Linked DNA regions of Homo sapiens: region 1 is linked to region 2. Evidence: chromatin contacts called from ENCODE Hi-C or POLR2A ChIA-PET data. All regions are on one chromosome and are shown on one strand. Each heading gives the region's core, a stretch centred on a gene start or an enhancer-like site at or near the end of the contact. The rest is flanking DNA. Distances are from core to core; before and after follow the strand shown.

Region 1 (4,817 bases), core at 33-2,532, 1.9 Mb before region 2:
ATAATCATGGCTACAGAATGGATGGTAGAACAATCTCCACAGATAGTAAGGATGAATAGATTGTGCTATAATCGATCAGGTGTGGTGACTCATGTCTGTAATCCCAGCACTTTGGGAGGCCGAGGCGGGTGGATCATTTGAGACCAGCAGTTCGAAATCAACCATGGCCAAAGTGGTGAAACCCCATCTTTCCTAAATATGCAAAAATTTTGGAGTGGTTGCCCACGCCTGTAGTCCCAGCTACTAAGGAGGTTAAGGGAGGAGAATCACTTGAACTTGGAAGGTGGAGGTTGCAGTGAGTCGAGATCATGCCACTGCACTCCAGAGTGAGACTCTGTATCGGAGGAAAAAAAAAAAAGGTTGTGCTGTATTCTGCTTATTTCATGGCAGTTGTCATTTGTCTATAGCCATAGCCTGGGAAACTTTCAGCTCTAGTCATCCAGATTATTTTGTGGGGACTGTTTTCAATTAACATTGTAACACTGGTCCTTTGTTACATATTGTTTTTCCACAAATTGTGATGGAATCAACTCTGTATGATCAGTTCTGTATTTCCACATCTTTTCAAGGCGTTTAGCCAAGAAGGAAATCTCGTTTGTTGTCATGGAAAAAATTTGATTCCCACAGAGGCATCGCACCTGTAATTCTGGTCTTTTCATTATAGCCTCAGATAAAAAATATCACCTTATCCTTTCCAACACAACTCTCGAAATAGCTATGTATTCTTTTATAAAACCTTTTTACTTTGTTGAGTTTCCTTCTGAGACTTCCTGATTTTCAATGATTCTACTCTGGATGGTTGAAAATGCTAAAACATTTTTCTTTTTCATCAGATCTGTTCTCTTCAAATCCCTCTGTTGCCTTTCCAAACCACATTTAAACTTTGTGAGTTTTTTTTTTCTTTAAGATTTCTATCAAACTAAATTTTTAAACCAATCAAAAGAAATAATAACTATAATACAACTCCTCAATTTTCAGCAATAAATAATTCTGGCAACAAGAAGGAAAAGAAAATTAAACTACTGAATGCATTTTCATACCATGCTGGGAAGAACAGCTATAGAAAATTATTAGATTCTCCTCTATAAATGTCTTAGTACAGAACCTGGCATTTTGCTAAGTTTTTTTAATCCCCCCAAAGGATGTGAATTATCTAGGCAAAAATGTTTATAGAGGTAAATGAGAACCAGATAGTTTATAAATAGAATAAGAAAGGGAGCCAGGGAGGGAAGGAAGAAGGGGAGGGGAGTGGGAAAGGATCAGGGGGAAGAAGAGGGAGAGTGTGAGAGGGAGTGAGAGAGAGGAAAAGATTGGAGAAAGAAAAATCTGCCCAGCACAAGCTGGTGCCTTGCAGTAGTCTGACATGATACTGGGTAGTAGAAGGATCTGGCAGGATAAGATTCTTCTACTGTAGATGAAGCAGGAAGCTCTGAAACTTTCCAATTTCTTTAGAACAACATGGGATAGATCCTATAGTTCTTCTATTGTCCCAAGGACTAGGACCTGACATATAAGGAACAACCACAGAACCATTCACTTGTAATAGTAAAATTGAATTTTAATTCTTGTTCTATTTTATAAATGCACAATTTATTGAACAAAATGATCAATGCACTCCACAATGCATTGTAAATATTTCTATAGGCAGTTGTAAAGGATATTATCTCTTGAGACAAGTGCTTCTGGTATTTTCTATAAATGTGGCTGGGGTCAAGACCTGTTGGTCTTGACTCACTGGTATTTTATGCTGTTACAGGAAGTCTGGGGCAGGTGGGGGATGGCTTAGTAAACATTAGTTCTTTCTGAATCAACAGGAATATTGAACGTGATATCTGAATACTCAGGTTAGAATGTTATTTCACTTCTGTCAGTCTCCCATTAGCAGCGACTGATTGCAATAAGCTCTAGATTTTCAGAAGTACTATATGGAAAATGCCATAAATCAGAAATTAAGACGAAGTGCAATTTGACAAAAGTACATTACAATTAGCATTAACTTTATTGATTGGTCTATAACAGAGAACTGTTTACCAATGCAATCTAGATGCATCTGCTCTTCTATAACTGCTTATTTAGGTGGAAGTTTATGAGTTTTCTATGCAAAGTGTCTTGCCTTAAATCTCTTTTTCTTTCATGCTAGTAAATAGAAGTAAGAAGCTTTCTCCCTTATAAATACAGACCAGAAAGAGGTCGATAGAATGCCAGTTCTATGTTTTTCAAGATTAATAGATGTTAATAAAATGAAGTGATAAAATTGCTAATTGGATTCAGAAGGTAGAACTGTGGCAAGAAATACTTTTTAAAGGGTTTTTAAAAATTGTGATTTTTATTGGAAGGAGGTGGATGGGAAGATACTCCTTATGTTGGGATCTGGAATGGCCTAATTATCTTTGGAAAGTCCCTGTTTTACTTAATTCTGTATTCATATCTTCCTTACAGTACTCAGTTTTCTTAGATTTTCTTCTCTCTTGCAAAATGAGAGGGTTCAAAATTACTTAATTTCAATTGATGCCATTGTCTCTGGAAAGCTGCAAAAAGGCATCAGACAGCAATTATGCATTTACTATTTTATTGTTAGTGTCATGTACCTTCCAAATGGAACTGCTACAAATAAACATTTCATATTTGTCAGCCTTCACAATGTTACGGTGGTAATATCAACTGGGTCTACCTTTGTACATGGGTGTATATCTGTACATATGTCTTTCTAGAAAAGAATATTCAGTACATGCTTGGAGAAATTTTAATAAAAAATAGTTATAACATCTAAGAGTACAAGAAAACACACGTTTAGTTTTAGGCCTATTGCAGAGATAATTTGAGGCCTAAAAATTGTAAGCCTTTCATTAACACATTTATTTGTAGAGAAAATTTGTCTCTGAATATATAGTGGATTGAAAATTCCTGGACAGTGAATGAGTCATATGTCTTGGTATTTGCCGTAGCAACTAATAAGCCTGAGTAATTTACCTGGTAATCTGTAATCTTGCTTCAAAAAAGTATTTAAGGTAGATTACTGTAGAAGCCACACATAGAGTTGCAAAAGACAAAAGAAAAGAATTAAAATCTTTTAGGAAAGAGAATGACATTCTCCAACCTGGGCTAATATTGAATTCTGCAATTTTAGCTTTGAGTTTCCTGGAAAATAAGACAAGAAGTAAAACATGATGGATAAATATTTATCATTATCAAATGTAAGAAAGTAAGTCATTTTGACAAGAACAACAAGCTTTTACTGATAAAAGAATGTGAAATGAATTCATATGGAACTGTAGAAGGAGAATATTGAGCTACATGAAGTGTAGCTTGAAGACCAGATTTTTAAAAAGCGGAAATGTTTTTGGTATAAATATTTCTTATATTGATATTTGAAAAAAAAACTCTGCCTGCTTAATATTAAAATATAAGTCAGCAGTCATCATGAACAAAAATGTTACGTGGAAAGATTGTCATATCCTAGAAATTAGATGGCGGCCTAGAGAGTTACATAAACAAAGAATAGCTGGAAAGAGTTCAGCATAGCAAAAGCAGCTACAAAAATAAACTCGGGCAAAAGCTGTGCTGAACAAAAGCTTCACCCTGGCAAGCCGCCAAGGGAAGTTACTCAAACTGGGCAGAGCCTTTCCTGAGAAACCTCTGCCTCCTGGTCGGGAAGTTTTCCCTTGAAATCCTAAGCTTTTCTGGTCGTTTTATCTAAGAATTCTGCCTAGAGTAACAGTTATTAGGTTCTACCTCACTTAGCATACTGTGATCTTGACATCAGGGCAAGGAGCTCGCTCTTATCTCAGTGCATCTGCACAGTCAACTTCCTCAGTTACAAACCCCTCCTACCTACCCTCAGCCCCTGCTGGGCCCAGTATCTACTTAACAGTTCACACGTAGCCTCTGCTTAACTACTGCTTCCTTCAGGAAGTCTTCCCAAATCTGAGTAAGTTGTCCCCAGGTCGGTGATTCTCATGCCTGGCTGCACATCAGTATCACCTTGTATGCATTTGAAATACACCAAGGCCCAGGCTCCACTTTTGGTAATTTAGACCAGGAAGTTCTGCTTTAATTATTCTGGGTGAGGCACAGACGTAGATAGTCGTGAAAGTTCCCCAGGTGATTCTTTTTCCTTTTTTTTTTTCAGAGCCAGCACACTGGACCCAGCTGATTCTAAGGAGCAGGTGATACTAAGAACCTCTATTCTGCATTATCTATTAGCTCTCTGCATTTCCCGGTCATAACACTTACCAATTCAATTTAATGCAATATTAATTTATTGAGCATCTGCTACGTGTAAAGGATAACTTGGTGAATAATTAGTGAATAAAACATACAGGATCACTATGTTTATAAAGCTTACAGAAGACTAGCGCAGTGAATACTGAGCCAGTTCTTTGTAAATGCAATGAGTATTTAAAGAGGAACATTACAGAGTACAATGTACTCTGTATTCTGTAACCAAAAAAAGGTAGTCTACTGCAGCAGGTTGAGTCATCTTTTGCAATTTTTTTTTCCTTAGGGTCTCACTGTTGCCGAGGCTGAAGTGCAGTAGTATGATCTTGGCTCACTGCAGCCTTGACCTTCTGAGCCTCCTGAGTAGCTGGGACCACAGGCGTGCACACCGTGCTTGGCTAATTTTTGTATTTTTAGTAGAGATGAGGTTTCAGCATGTTGCCCAAGCTGGTCTTGAACTTCTGAACTCAAGCAATCTGCCCACCTCAGCCTCCCAAAGTGCTGGGATTATAGGTGTCAACCACCGTGCCTGGCCCATCTTTTGCAATTCTTGACACCAACCCTATATTAGAATTATACATCTATATCTTTTATCATGT
Region 2 (4,816 bases), core at 2,154-4,653:
AAAGTGAACTCCCAGTTATGCTAAAAGTCTCCTACCTGAATTATGGACATCCGAGTGGCAGGGGTCTCGCTTGCATTAGTCCCTTGTCCGGTGAAGCTGGTGTGGCAGCCCGCGTGCCCCTGAGGGACAGTCAGGTTGTTGGAGGCCGGTTTGAGATACATCACCTCCGACCGGGGCGAGCTGAGGGGCAGGCGGGTCTGGTAGTCGAAGTACATGGGGGAGGTGGCCAGGGAGGGGCTGCTCACCACGTTCATGACGTTCATGGCGTTCCTCTCCTCCACTTCGCTCTGCACCAGCATGATATCATTTTTGTTGATCTTCTTCTTCTTGCCCTTGCCCCCACCCAGCTGCGGGTGGCTGTACTCGGCGATGCGGCAGTTGTAAGTGCGGATCTCCTTGTTCTCGCGCTTGCACTTGACGGCGATGGTGATCATGGCCGCTAGGAGGATGATGGAGATAGTGCTCAGAGTCACGATGAGCGGCAGCGACATGTCCCAGTGGTGCTGCTCGCCATTCACCCGTGGTACCCCCTCGGGAAGGGATCCGCTCACCGAGCGGATGATGAGCTTGGCCACTGCGGACAGGGTAGGCTTGCCGTGGTCGGTCACCTTCACCACCAGCTCCACCACGGGCGTCACGTCCTCCCAGAAAGGGTGCAGCGTGCGGATCTCGCCGCTGGACGGGTCGATCTCAAACAGGTGGTCGTCGTTGCCGTCCACGATCTCGTAGGTGAGACGCCCGCTCTCGCCGAAGTCGCTGTCTAGGGCGCGCACAGTGCTCACCAGATAGCCCAGGCCAGCGTTGCGCGGCACCTGCAGCTCCGCGGTGTCGTTCTGCAGCGTGGGGAGCACGATCACTGGCGCGTTGTCATTCACGTCTAGCACTGTCACCCTCACCGTGGCGTTGCTCTCCAAGTGCGCGGGCGCCCCCGAGTCCTTAGCAAGCACCTTGAACTCAAAAGCCTTGGTCTGCTCGAAGTTAAAGGAGCGCAGGGCGTAGATGGCCCCGTTCGTGGGATTCACAGACACATAGGTGTAGATAGACACGTCGCCGATGTGCGAGGGCAGGATAGAGTAGGATACGGTGCCGTTCTGGCCCAGGTCGGGATCCTGGGCGAGCACAGAGCCCAGGTACTCTCCCGGGATGTTGTTCTCGTGCACCTGAAGCACGTAGAGCCCTTTGGTGAACCGAGGCGGGTTGTCGTTCTCGTCTAGAATCTTGATCGCGAACGACTTGGTGGAGTTGAGGGGAGGAGAGCCCCCGTCCCGCGCCACGATGGTCACGTTGTACTCGTCTTGTGTCTCGCGGTCCAGCGGGCGGTCAGTCACCACCGTGTAGAAGTTGTCGTAGTTCTCCTCAAGCTTGAAGGGGACGGAACCCCCGGGCCCGCCCAGGCCCCCGCCGCCGCCCGTCCCTCCTCCGCCTAGGACCCGACACTGCAGCTGTCCGTTCTTGCCAGAGTCCCGGTCAGTGACCCGCACCAGGGCGATGACGGTGCCGGGAGGGGCGGCCTCGCTCAGCGCCCCCTGGCGCACGGAGACGAAACCGATGGACGGCGCATTGTCGTTGCGGTCGATGAGCTTGACCGTGACTTTGCAGTGGGCTGGGATAGGGTTAGGCCCCAGGTCTCGGGCCTGCACGTCAATCTCCAGCATCCCGTTTTCCTCATAGTCCAGATTGCCCTTCACACGGATTAGGCCGGTCTTGGGGTCGATGGAGAAGAGCTCCCGCACGCGGTCAGGCACGTAGCTGCTGAAAGAGTAGAGCACTTCACCATTGGGACCTTCATCGGCGTCGGTGGCGTTCAGATCGATGACCACTGTACCCAGCGGAGCGTTCTCGGGCAGTTCCACCAAGTAGGATGGCGCCTCGAAGACCGGGCTGTTGTCGTTGGAGTCAATCACCTTCACGTTGATCTGTACGGTGGCGGAACGTGGAGGCTCGCCACCGTCCAGGGCAGTCAGCACGAGCGTATGGTGATTCTGTTGCTCGCGGTCCAGAGCCTTCTGGATGACCAGTTCTGGGAACTTGGTGCCGTCGCCGCGGGACTTAACGTCCAGTCCAAAGAGGCCGTGATCGTCGCGCGTGAGCAGGTAGGTGCGGAGCCCATTCTCGCCGGCGTCGGGGTCATGTGCGCTGGTGAGGGGGAAGCGGGTGCCCGGAGCAGCGTTCTCCGAGATGTCCATTTCGATCTGGTCCGAGGAGAAGGAGGGCGCGTTGTCGTTGATGTCCTGGATCTCTACCTTGATCATGCAGATCTCCTTGTCGTTGGCGAACACCTCGAGGGACAGCTGGCACTTGGCATTGTGGCGGCACAGGGACTCGCGGTCGATGCGCTGCTTGGTGTAGAGGAGCCCGCTGTCTGCGTCCACGTCCAGCAGGTGCGGTGCGGAGTTCTCCAGCACCCGGTAGCTACCCGACTTGCTGCGCCCTCCGCCGCCGCGCTCTGCAGGCGGAAGCCCAGGCTGCAGTCGAGCATCCCTGCCGATGTTCCCGATCACCGTGCCGGCCCCTTGCTCCTCCGGCACGGAGTAGTTGAGGTTCTTGAGAGTGAGGGCAGGGGCCCATAGAAGAAAGCAGCAACAGATGGAAAGGTACATCCCAGACCTGTAAGGTGGGGGCAGGAGCAATCGGACTGGAGGAGCCAGAGAGGGAGTGCGCGCCAGCCTGGGGCCCTGGCGCAGCGTGCGCGCGCGACGCGAGCCACAAGTCTATGGGTCCTTTTTTCCCTCTGCACCCGAGCTGCGGCACCCGGTGGTCTCTCCTTATTCTGCTCAAGTTCCCTGAACCTGTTGATCTACAGCATCCGCACTGGGTGAGAAGCTGCGGTGCAGCAGAGCTGCAGGGGCTTGGAGCAAGGCGGTGGCTTCCTGCGGCTGGGGGTGAGCCAGGGGTTTCGTCTCTCCCGCCCGGACTTCGGGAGGCTCAAACTTGAGCGATGAGGCAGGCGATAAGAAGGAAATCTCGTCTGGGAGAGATGATAATGAGCTAAAGAATCAGTAGGTTTTCCTCGCTCCCGCTAGGGTGCTGCAAATCTACTCCCGCCCGGAGACTCCGGAATACTCTTCACATCGAGTGGGGGAGGGAGCAGGGAGGTGTGTCTCTAGGCAGATCCGAAAGTGAAATTCTTACTTGCTGCTCGCCTCCCGTGATGAAATTGATGGGGATGAAGAGCAACGAAGACAGAGTCACAGATATATTTTGAAGCTTCCCCAGCGCACCGTGAAATGTCTGCTTGCTGCGCGGGCCGGTCTGTTTTCAGGCAGTGTTTTGCTGCATTTAGAGATCTAATCTTGCATTGCTGGCTGAGGCAGCGGCGGCGGCGGACTGCATCTACCAGCCAAGCGTATTTTTTTTTTCCTCTCTCTCCTTTCCGAGCAGCCAAAGGGAGGGGAGGAAATGCAGCGTAAAGAACTAGTGTCCCGATTTGTAGTTTCCTCTCCCCACCAGGCTCCTCCCTCTCTTCCTCGGAAAAGGCTCTCCCCCGAAATCAAGAAAGCCACAGCCTGATCAGCATTTGCTGTGTGAGTCTATTGGGAGGGGGGAAGTAGAGAGATAAATCTTCGCCTCTGTTCGTAGAACACACTCTCTGATTTCTCTACGCCAAGCCAGTAGCCTCCGCTACCATCCCATCCTCTCCCCGCGAGCAAGGACTTCTCTCCAAGCAGTTTAATTCCAGTTTGCTTTTCTTCCCAGGCGAAGGGAAATCAACAGGCAACTCATGGTTGGACGTGCACATTTAAAGGAGGAGGGGGGAGGCCGAATAAAAAGGAAGGGGGAGCCTCCCTCCCAGTCCTTGCACACACACTCTCCCTGTCTCTCGCTAGAAGGGAAACAGTCTCTGCATTCACAGGGCTGGGCTGTCAAGTGCCTCTTTTCTTTCTATTCAGCATCTCCTTCCAATAGCCCTGCCTCCCAGTCCTCTTCATCTAGAAAAGAAAACCTTGGCGAGGAATAAAAGTGATGAATATTTGAAGCAAATAAAGTACGTGTTTTTTTTTTTCCTTCAATTTTCTCTTATAGTAGGAGGAGTGGGCTGGATGAAAGCAACACATCAAGGTTTGGCGTGATGCATTCTGCAGTCTCTCTTTCAGTTTTTCTGGGCGACTCAGGGAGGGCAGGGGGTGCAGAGCTGCGGCCGCGGCGGTCCAGCCAGGGGCTCCTACCCCGGGGAGCTCCCTCCGAGGGGATGTTAGACACAGGTCTGTCTACACATTATTTCGGGTTCTGGAGGCGCCTCGACATACGGGAATGACACATCCAGAAATGCAGGTGTTCCGATCTGCCGGATGAGTCAGAAGCAGCGGAACGAATCGTATTCACTCTCGCCTCATGGTCCTCCCTTCACAGACATTAGTTGCGGCTTCTTCCTAACGCTTTCTCTGACTCAGTCTATAGAAAGAAAAACCAGATTCATGTTTTTGGGGAAAAAGAAAATGCAAGAGAAAAGGATGGAGGGAAGAAGGTGAAGCTGAATCTAGCAGCACTTTTACTCTACCTCTTTCTGCCGGAGTCCGAGGTTCTGGAAAACAAGGCGTCTGCTTTGCTAGGTGTATTGGTTTATTTATTTTGTTTATTTTTTTTAAACCTTTCCTCTTGGTTAGGCGAGAGGTACCCCGAAATTTTTCAGAGTCTTGGAAAAGGAAAAACAAAATCAGGTTTCCAGTAATTGTTCCCAGCTTAGCCTCGCATCATAGTTCAAGATTTTCCTCTCAATTTTTTCTATTCACAAAGTCCAACATCGATGTGTACAGTTAATTGTGCAGTCTGTTGTGGAGGTTTTTTTTTTTTTTAATTCCTCCTTTTCTGTCACGGG

The links. Hi-C counts contacts between places; a loop is a spot of excess contacts on that map. ChIA-PET counts read pairs that join two places held with the same protein, here RNA polymerase II (POLR2A). Pooled maps may share reads with other maps.
Region 1: a map of endothelial cell of umbilical vein shows a loop between it and region 2 (8-fold over the local background). The contact joins the enhancer-like site here to the promoter of PCDH17 in region 2. A Hi-C loop is called at or near these places in 2 of 168 maps with a recorded cell type or tissue (A673 and endothelial cell of umbilical vein) and 3 of 50 pooled maps. POLR2A ChIA-PET finds 5 or more read pairs at or near these places in 1 of 52 experiments (WTC11).

What each region holds. Positions count from the first base shown.
Region 1 is chr13:59,530,701-59,535,517 of GRCh38, reverse strand. It overlaps LOC107984625 (a long non-coding RNA gene), which reads left to right. Exons shown (of 5, transcript XR_001749886.2): 2 at 4,130-4,166. Among named protein-coding and RNA genes, the nearest start is that of DIAPH3-AS1, 480 kb to the left of the region's middle. Within about 2 kb of position 1,282, at least 2 of the 41 ENCODE cell types and tissues checked have a DNase peak (open chromatin) inside an H3K27ac peak, as active enhancers do; they include A673 and endothelial cell of umbilical vein, where a contact is called at or near this core.
Region 2 is chr13:57,630,331-57,635,146 of GRCh38, reverse strand. It overlaps PCDH17 (protocadherin 17), which reads right to left and starts at 3,403. Exons shown (of 4, transcript NM_001040429.3): 1 at 36-3,403. The coding sequence starts at 2,600. RefSeq lists an enhancer at 2,217-2,896.